Regions from separate parts of the Homo sapiens genome. Here region 2 is linked to region 1. A link is a loop called in an ENCODE intact Hi-C map of the cell type or tissue named here. Cell type or tissue: ascending aorta. All regions are shown on one strand. Each heading gives the region's core, and the rest is flanking DNA. Links, peaks and the distances in the headings are about the cores only.

Region 1 (5,912 bases), core at 857-4,856:
CTGGCACTAAATCTGAGCACTTGAAATCAGAGCTATTATATTTATAAACACACATATTTAATGAGTCTGGAGATTAGGAAATCTGTGTGAGATGAGGTCAATAATTTCTACGATATGTGGAGGTCTCATTTAACCCTTGAGGTGTCTCTATGAAGTAGGTGCTCTCATCAACCCCATTTTGCAGGTGAGAAAACCGAGGCCCAAAGAGGTAGGGCAGCTTGCCCAAGGGATTGCAGCTGCTCTGCCCTTCACCTCAATTCTGACCTGAGACCTTGGGGTGTGTCCTCACTTTCCTGGGCAAGGGGGTGTCACCTGTCACTCCCCATCTTGTCCCGGCTAATAGTGAGTGCCAAGTCAGATGGCATCGGTAGGGAGCGGGAGTGAAGACACAGCTGGTGCCAGGCAGCTGGGGTCCCTGGGGGCATCAGAGACCCCTGCATTGGTAGAATGGACCCTACCAGGATCTGAGAGCCCCTGGAGCTGGTCCAGCCCTGGCTGTCCCTCCAGGTGGAATATAGGGAGCCCTTGCCTTCTGGCCCCTGACCGCAGGGTTTGAGGTGGGGCTGTTCCAGGTAGACTGTGTTGTTGGCTCTGCTCAGCAGACAAGAATCAGGCACTGACTCAGAGCCAGGCCCAGATTGGGTCCCAAGAGGCATCACCCACAGTTCACAGCCTAGCAGGTGGCACGCTGGCCACCAGGAATGCCAGAACCACCCAAGACCTGCCCTGGGCTTAGCCCATCTCCCTGGAAATGTCTGTCTCCTTCCCCTTCCCCCATTCCCCTCTGCCTCCCTTCCCCCTCTCCCCTCTCCCTCCCTTCCCCCCTCCCCTCTGCCTCCCTTCCCCCCTCCCCTCTGCCTCCCTTCCCCCCTCCCCTCTGCCTCCCTTCCCCCCTCCCCTCTGCCTCCCTTCCCCCCTCCCCTCTGCCTCCCTTCCCCCCTCCCCTCTGCCTCCCTCCCCCCTCCCCTCTGCCTCCCTTCCCCCCTCCCCTCTGCCTCCCTTCCCCCCTTCCTCTCTTTGCCCCCTTTCTCCCTTCCCCCTCCCCTCTTCCTCCCTTCCCCCCTCCCCCCCTTCCTCCTTTCACTCGTTTATTTGTACATATGTTCGATTCATGTGCAGTAACTAAGAGCACAAACCCATCTGGACTTCCTCATTTCAGATCCCAGCCCCATTCCTCACCAGCAGGACCTTGGGCAAGGTACTTTACTTTCCCAGGCCTCAATTTTCCCCGTCTGGACAATGGGACTATTTTGTAGAATGACCTTGCAGACCAGGTGAATTGTATGGTGTGTGCGGAGGGAAGTGGCTGTTGCCATTAGTCTGGGACACAGCACTGAGCCAAGCAGGTGGCATCGATCGGCTTGTGGAGCCCAGAAGCTTCCTCTACCTGCCTCACATGTGATGTTCCATGTGCAGGCCAGAGCTCATGCCTCTCTGGGCTGTATTTTCTTGTTCTGTCATCGAGTCAGCAAGGCCCTGCATGAGCCCTGGCAGGTTCTGGGAATGCACCGGGTTCGTGAAGCCTGGGGAGAGGAGGGGGGTGGGAAGTGGGGAGTGAGGGGCAAGCAGGGAGAGAGTATTTTAATGAACTTTTAATTTCGGATTAATTTTATTTATTTATTTAATTATTTAATCATTATTATTTTTTGAGACGGAGTCTCGCTCTGTTGCCCAGGCTGGAGTGCAGTGGCGCAATCTCGGCTCACTGCAACCTCCACCTCCCGGGTTCAAGTGATTCTCGTGCCTCAGCCTCCTGAGTAGCTGGGATTATGATGCACACCACCAGGCCCGGCTAATTTTTTTGTATTTTTAGTAGAAATGGGATTTCACCATGTTGGCCAGGCTTATCTCGAACTCCTGAGCTCATGTGATTTGCCTGCTTCGGCCTCCCAAAGTGCTGGGATTACAGGCATGAGTCACTGCGCCCGGCCTTCTTAATGGTGTCTTTCAATGAACAAAAGTTCTTCATGTTGGTGAAGTGTGGCTTCTTGATGCTTTGTAGCTGGTGTTTGATCTCCCCCAGGTCCCAGTGCTTCCTGGCTTGTCTTCTCCCAGTTCTGTTTTCTTAGCTTTTCAGGGAGGGTTGGTTTGAGCATGATGACTGAGCTTTAGAATCATGTTGGAAAAGTGAAATCAGCTTAATAAGGGTCACAGGTTTGAGGGTAATTTTATTTTTCCATCTTTAAAAATGAAAAAGTGAGTATTTTAAACAGACTTCTAACTGAAGTGTAAGTAAGCCTTCGTTAGAGATTTTTGCATTAAGATTGTTTTCTTCTCCTCCCATTTTTTTTTTAAATTTATTTCCCTTTCAAAATTGTTTGTTCTTCTCTTTGCGATGTGGTTTCTGGTTTTTGTGAAAACAGGGAAGGCTGGCCCTTCTGGGTTCATCCCCCGGGCAGCCATACACAGAACCAACTGGGTCATTACTGTGTGGACTGCTCAGCACCCAGGCCTCATGCTGGCCCAGTTGTCCTGGCAGGGCCACCGGAAGTGGCTCACAGATCTGGGCTCTCTGCCAGCCAAGTGGCACCAGCCTGCCCCACAGCCCTGCAGGCTGTGACCAGGCTTCTGGCTCCAGCTTTGGTCTGGGACAGGCCCGAGCCTGCCCTGTCTGTGCCCCCGCCGCCTTTCTTGGGCAAAGCAGTCAGAGGCGGGAACCTCCAGCAGGCGGCCCCTCCCATGTGCCGGAGAGCTTCTTAGTCTTTTTATAACCCCTGCCCTCCCAGCCAAGCCCGCTTGCCCTGCTCTGTATTAAGAAAACAGACAGCTTTGTTTTCTTTGCTCAAATATAGGGAAACATTGAATGTGCTTTTTCCAGGCTCCACACACCCCTGTCCTTTCACAAAGAAAATATGCAGTGAGATGCACACGCCAAGACCCACACGCATGCATCCTGAGCGCACGTGTACACACATGGGACACAACCCACACACACTGAAGCAGGCACCCATTGCACTGGGACGTGCACACGCACACTGGATCATGTGTACATGCACAGACCTGCACGTACACTGACACAGGCTCACACCAAGGCACAGGGACACACAAACACACAGGGATATGCACACACATGCTGGATCACGTGTACACACACAGACCTACACACACTGTTGCAGGCTCACACTGAGGCAGGCTTTCCCAGGACACCCACATGGGGAAATGCACGGACACACACCCACACCATAGACCTGTCAAGACACACACACACACACACACACACACACACACACACACACACACATTGAGGCATACACGCCAAGACTCACGTACCTGGAGATGCAGATATACACCCCAGTGTATGCACATGTGAAGACATGGCAGGACATGCACATACACACAGTAGGACACTCACCCAGTGGGACGTGTGGAGACAGCCACCCACACCTGGACACATGCATAGGCACACCAAGACACACTGGGCTGTGCGTGGGCACACAAGGGACACACAGTACACACACACGCACCTGGACGCATGGGCACATGCACACATCCAATGGGACACACGAGATGCCCACATGGGGACACGTGTGCACAGGCATCCACCAGGAAATACACGCATACTAGGGTACTCGAGTGCGCTGAGACACCTGCACACCCAAGTGGGAACGTACACACCCACAAGCACTAGGATTCTACAGCACACACCAATATGCACACACACAGATGCTTATGTTCACACCTTCACACAGTGTGCTCACACCCTAGCGTAGTAACACAGATCTGGTGAAGAGTCACGAATCCAGAGAAAGAACAGAGCTGGGCAGCTCGGGCGTGGTGGCTCACTCCTGTAATCCCAGCACTTTGGGAGGCTGAGGTGGGCAGATCACCTGAGGTCAGGAGTTCGAGACCAGCCTGGCCAATATGGTGAAACCCCATCTCTACTAAAAATACAAAAATTAGCCAGGCGTGGTGGCAGACATCTGTAATCCCAGCTACTCAGGAAGATGAGGCAGGAGAATCACTTGATCTCAGGAGGCAGAGGTTGCAGTGAGCTGAGATTGTGCCACTGGACTCCAGCCTGGGTGACAAGAGCAAGACTCCATCTCGAGAAAAAAAAAAAAAGGACAGAGCTAGGCAGAGATTTTATTTCTCCACAGCTGCCAAGCAGTCCCTGTTCTGGAGTGACGTGGGTCTAGCACAGAGGCCCCTGTTCACAGCCAGGGCCCCAGGGCTGGATTTTAGAGTGAGCCCAGAATTTGCATTTTGAGAAGCCGTGAGTGTTGGTATCATGCCTGGCCTGGGAGCCAGCCTCTCCTGGGTTAAGTCTCAGTTCTATCTATAGCTGTGGGCTACCTGAGGCACGTCCCTTACCCTTTCTGTGTCTCAGCTTCCTGTGTCTCAGCTTCCTGCTCTGCAAAATGGGAATGATAAGAAAGGCAACGTGTGTGACATGTTATCAGCAGTCTGGCTTGTAGTGAACACAGTTTGTTTACTAAGATTTGTTGGTCTAGACTAGGCACGGTGGCTCATGCCTGTAATCCCAGCACTTTGGGAGACCGAGGCGGGCAGATCACTTGAGGTCAGGGGTTCACCACCAGCCTGGCCAACATGGTGAAACCCGGCTTTACTAAAAATAGAAAAATGAGCCAAGGGTGGTGGCACGTGTCTGTAATCTCAGCTACGTGGGAGGCTGAGGCAGGGGAATCACATGAACCCAGGAGGTGGAGGTTGCAGTGGGCCTAGATAGGGCCACTGCACTCCAGGATGAATGAGAGAGCAAGACTCCATCTTAAAAAAAAAAAAAAAGATTTGTTGGTCTGATTTCTCTGAGGTGCCTGGGGCAGGGAGCAGCTGTGTCCTGAACCCCCTCCTGTTTGCCTTCCTTTCACTGAAGCCCTGGAGTGAGGGTAGCTGGGCGTCTGAGTCGTGGGCCACATGGAGTGCCTTTTTTGTTTTGTTTTCTTTTTTTTTTTTTTTTTTGGAGACAGAGTTTCGCTCTGCCACCCAGGGTGCAGTGCAGTGGTACAATCTCAGCTCACTGCAGCCTCTGCTTCCCGGGTTCAAGGGATTCTTGTGCCTTAGCCTCCCGAGTAGTTGGGATTACAGGCACACACCACCATGCTCGGCTAATTTTTGTGTTTTTAGTAGAGACGGGGTTTTGCCATGTTGGCCAGGCTGGTCTCGAACTCCTGACCTCAGGTGATCCACCTGCCTTGGCCTCCCAAAGTGCTGGGATTACAGGCATGAGCCACCGTGTCTGGCCTCTGGGGTGCTTTTAAAATGTTCCCTGAAAAGAGCAATTTGTTCAGACTCTGGGGGACTCAGCTCTGTATTATGAAGTTGCCCAGGTGAGTCGGTGTGTGGCCAGGGTGAGGCCTGTGAAGTGCATTTACCCACCACCTCGGGTGGGGGCCGATTTCTGTCCCCAGCCACTGCTCCAGACCCCGAGGGCCAGCCCTGGCGCCTTCCTGGGCATCTCAGCCCTGGTGCACAACCTCTGTGCTTCTCTGGACGGGCCCTGCGGCCAGCTGCCTGGAGTCGGCTCCCTAGTGAGGATCCTGGGAGACGCCTTGGGTGAGAACTGTACCATCCAGGAGCCCTCGGATGATGACAAGGTGAGGACATCCAGTGTCCTGAGTACCGGCTTCAGTGCCCCCAGTGGGGCCGAAGCGAATCAGGCAAGCTCCAGGTGGAGAGGGTGGGGGTGGGTTCCCCCCTTTGCCCCTTCCTCCTATCCCTCATTCCCCCTTCCCCACTTCAACCCGTCTCCTCACCCTCCTGCCTGCCCCCCCACGCCACTGCCCCTTCTATACCACTGCCCCCCCCACACCACTGCCCCCCAACACCACTGAGTGGGGGTGGGGTGAAGGGGGGAAGGGGGAATGGGCTGAGATGCCCAGGAAGGCGCCAGGCTGGCCCGCGGGGTCTGGAGCGTGGCTGGGGACAGAAATTGGCCCCTACCCCGAGAAGGT
Region 2 (4,000 bases), core at 1-4,000, 530 kb after region 1:
CCAGCAGTGCTGAGCTGTAAGTCAATGAAACCTCTTTCCCTTATAAAGTACCCAGCCTCGGGTATATCTACGTATAAAACACATAGATACATAACCCTAAGTGCCCAGCATGATGAATTTTTACATATACACACGGTGTAAGCACCATCCAGATCCCAAATCTGACATTCCCAGCTCTCCAGAAGACTTCCTCATGCCCCTGCCCAGTCAGTACCCGCTACCCCAATGCAACCCTTATTCTGCTTCTAGCACATCAGACTCGTTTTGCCTGTCCATGAACCTTATCTAATGGAAGCAGACAGTACGCACACTTCCTATGTCTGGCCTCTTTCGCTTATTACCACATCTGAGGGCTTTCCAGGTTGCTGTGTATGCAATGGTAGTAGTTCATTCCTTCTTTCCTTTTCCTTTTTCTTTTCTTTTTTGCTATATAGTAGTACATTCTCTGAATAGTCCACAGTTTATTTATCCACCTGGAGTCTAACATGGGTATCGTGTCACCCAGGTGATTCTGATACCCAGAGCACTTCTTTTTCTTTCTGTGTCATTCTGGCTCTTGCTGGGGGAGAAGTAGGGAGGGGTAATGGGCTGGCAGGATAAGGAGCTGTTGGGGTGTCTTACTGAGCCCTGCTGTGACTGGCTAGTGGCTTCCAGACCACCAGCAGCACAGACACCATACTGGGAGCTTCAGATGTGCAACTGTGAGTCTCTCAGCTGTACCCTGGAGCTGGAACAGCGACAGGCTCCCTCCACTCCCCAGCAGGGACTTTTCCAGGGCCTCCAAGAGATGACTCTGTGGGTGGTGGGGGGCCACCATAGGACAGTTGGAGGTGCCTCTATTATCAGGCTGGGATTTTTCTACTACCCCCTCACTGTGTGGCTGACTTTCTGTGGTATCCTTTTCTAATAAACCCGGGAGCCTGTACGTAATCTCAGTCTCTCGGGACTCTGTCACTTAGGTCACTAACCCCAACAGGCAACAGGTGCATTTGTGAAATGGTAGCTTGTAATAGTGAAAAGCTGGAAACCACCTAAATGCCCGTGGTCAGGTTAAATAGATTATAGCACAACAAGCTGCCACTCCTAAACCAAACCAGGCAGGGTTACAGAACGGGACAATGAGATCTAGGATACACTGGGAAGGTGGGAAAAAGAAAAGCAAACAGCAGAATGGCTGGTGCACAATGGATCGTTAGGGTTGAATTCTGCAGAAACTTGACTTTACATTTTTCTAACATTTGGCTTTTCGTTATTTAACAATGAGGACATTTTTTCTTCTGTGATTAGAAAACAAAAATAAAAGCAAAGGTCTTCTATCCTCCTCACCCCTTACAAATCCAAGTTCTGTAAACGTGCAATGATTTCTACCCTTTTTGCAGGGCTTATAAAAGCACTGTGGTGAAGGGGCTATAAAGCCAGGGGCATCTGCCTGGGTTTCCCACAGCAGGGCACCCTTTTCGGTGCCAGGACAAGAAAAGCCACGCATACTGCATGATCTCAATTACAGGGAGAATCTAAGACAGTCAAATTCATAGAAGCAGAGAGTCAAAGGGTGGTTACCAGGGACTGGGGAGGAGGGAAATGGGGAGACGCTGATCAAAGGGTACGACGCACGATGAGTAAGTTCCGGAGCTCTCATGTACAGCACAGTGACTACAGGTCATCCTACTGTGTTACAGACTTGAAATCTGCTAACAGATCTACTGCATATTTTCATCACCCAAGGTGCACACACAACCCCCACCCACACACACGCACAAAAGTGAGGTGATGGATATGTTAATTCACTTGATTGCCGTGATTATTTCACAATGTACACATTTTTTTGTGTATATGTATATATTAAATCAAGTTGTACACATTAAATATATACAATTTTTAAAAGCCACATAATTCAGAGAAACACTCTAAAAGCCGTAAGTTTTGATCGCCCCACCCCCATCTCAATCCAGTCACCCCGTGCCTAGCTGGACTTTGAGAGGCTTCCCAGGGCAGGGACACTGAGGGTGATGTTGCCTTAAAGGATAAAACCGACACCATGGCCATGTCCTATCTGCCAGACCCTGTGCCTCGCTCTGAACACCTGCTCTCACGCTCACGCCCAGCCACTCTATGCTGCAGCCACTGTGCTCTCCTCTTGACAGATGCACAAACAGCAGCTCGGAGCCTTCACTGTCCAGGCACGTGCAGGGAGCCAGTGTGGGGCAGAACTGGGCCTGGGACCTGGTTCAGTCTGAGTCAAGGGCCTGTGCCACTGAGCTGGATCTTCCCCTCAGAGCTTTTAGAAACCGCAGTCATTTCACATCCAGTGAAACAGGCGCTGGTAACAAGGGAAACCATTTAGGGAGACAGGAGTCGGCCCACATTTGTCAACTTGCGGTCACCGGGAAGCATAAGGCGTCTCTGAGGCAGCAGCACCACCTAGCGGCGGCTGCGAGAGCCATCACTCAGCAGCCCTTTCACCTCTCCCTCTTGGCCAGAGGAATGCCACCATCTCTACCTCTTTCTGCCCACTGCAGACTTTTTTCAGACCTGTCCTGGGGACTTAGAGCCTGCCTCTGATATAGACATTTGGCCACTTGTCCCCCACTTCTGGCGGGCAGGGCCCGGGCTTGGTGAAGTCACCTTGGAATAACAAAGCTAGCAGTCTAGCGTGGAGGATTAGGAACCAAACCAGGGTTTCTCAGCCTCGGCACTGGGGACAATTTGGGCTGGGTAATTCCCTGTTGTGGGGGGCCTGTCCTTAGCAGCACCCCTACCCTCTACCCACTAGATGTCAGCAGCACCCCCAAGAATGTTTTTAGATGATGCCAAATGTCCCCTCACTGAAGACCACTGAGCTAATCGCCTGGGATGAAACCCCTTCTCTATTCTGGCTTTGCTAGAGCTGGCGCCTGGGTGTTAAAATGAAAGCACTGATGGCACCTGCCTCTCAGGGGTGGTTATTACGGATGACGAAACTGAGGCTTAGTGAGGGCAGGTAAGAAGTTCGGAGTCACACACTCACTAGCTGGGTGGAGGGACTGAAGCAGGAGGGTTGGTACCAATGCACACACCCTTGCCTGCCCTCTGGCAGAGATCTTCCTTGTCTTACTTCTTCCAGTGCTTATTCCATTGGCTGATGATTCAGCGACCCCAACTCTTTAATAGCAAGTCATAAAGAAGAACTGCAAACACCCCCAGCATCATCAGCAGAGGGGAACCCTCTGATAGTACCCACCACACAGAAACAAACACAGGCTTAGGGACTGAACTATGTCTCCCTCAGGTTCCTACATTGAAGCTCTAACCCCCATTGTGGCTGTATTTGAAGACAGGGCCTTTGGCGAGGTAATTAAGGTTAATGAGGTCATAAGGGTGGGGGTTCTCATCCAATAGGACTGGCGTCCCCATAGAAGGAGGAAGAGACACCAGCTAGCACTCTCTCAATTTCTCTCCACTCACACACAGATGAAAGGCCATGCACAGCAAGAGGGTGGCCGTCTGCAAGCCAGGAAGAGAGCCCTCACTAGAAACCAACCCTGCTGGCAACTTGATCTTGAACTTTTTTTTTTGTTGTTGTTGGAGACAAGGTCTTGCTCTGTCACCCAGGCTGGAGTGCAGTGGCACAATCACGGCTCACTGCAACCTCGACTTCCTTGACAAACAATCTTCCTGCCTCAGCCTCCTGAGTAGCTGGGACTACATGTGCACACCACCACACCCAGCTAATTTTTGTGGTTTTTTGTAGAGACGGGGTTTCACCTTGTTGTCCAGGCTGTTCTCAAACTCCTGAGCTCAAGTGATCTGCCCACCTTGGCCTCCTAAGTGCTGGGGTTACAGGGATGAGATACCATGCCTGGCCAATCTTGGACTTCAATGCTCCAGAACAGTGAGAAAACAAATCTCTATTGTTTAACCCACTCAGTCTATGGTATTTTGTTAGGATAGCCTGAGCCGACGAATAGTAAGCGCAGACACAGAAAACCACGCCCAACTTCACCCTGCTACATGCACAGCA

What was found. Hi-C counts contacts between places; a loop is a spot of excess contacts. Peaks named below come from ENCODE experiments on the same cell type or tissue, not always from the same donor. Only the 100,000 strongest peaks of a DNase experiment are listed, where the experiment ranks them.
Region 2: a loop joins it to region 1, with 4 times the contacts of the local background. A loop is called at or near these places in 2 of 110 quality-filtered maps.

The regions. Positions count from the first base shown.
Region 1 is chr16:11,494,218-11,500,129 of GRCh38, reverse strand. LOC400499 (putative uncharacterized protein LOC400499) reads left to right here. Exons shown (of 67, transcript NM_001370704.1): 11 at 5,370-5,555. Among named protein-coding and RNA genes, the nearest start is that of LITAF, 90 kb to the left of the region's middle. RefSeq lists enhancers at 1,423-1,971, 2,463-2,757, 2,735-2,784, 4,963-5,912. In ascending aorta, for the core only: no CTCF peak of the experiment used is centred there; DNase peaks (open chromatin) are centred at 1,919, 2,609, 4,238, 4,569 and 1 weaker place; H3K27ac peaks cover 4,000 bases.
Region 2 is chr16:10,962,621-10,966,620 of GRCh38, reverse strand. All of the region lies in intron 3 of CLEC16A (C-type lectin domain containing 16A), which reads right to left. Among named protein-coding and RNA genes, the nearest start is that of CLEC16A, 20 kb to the right of the region's middle. RefSeq lists an enhancer at 1,025-1,104. In ascending aorta, for the core only: a CTCF peak has its summit at 2,426 (motif pointing left); a DNase peak (open chromatin) is centred at 2,410; H3K4me3 peaks cover 330 bases; H3K27ac peaks cover 1,753 bases.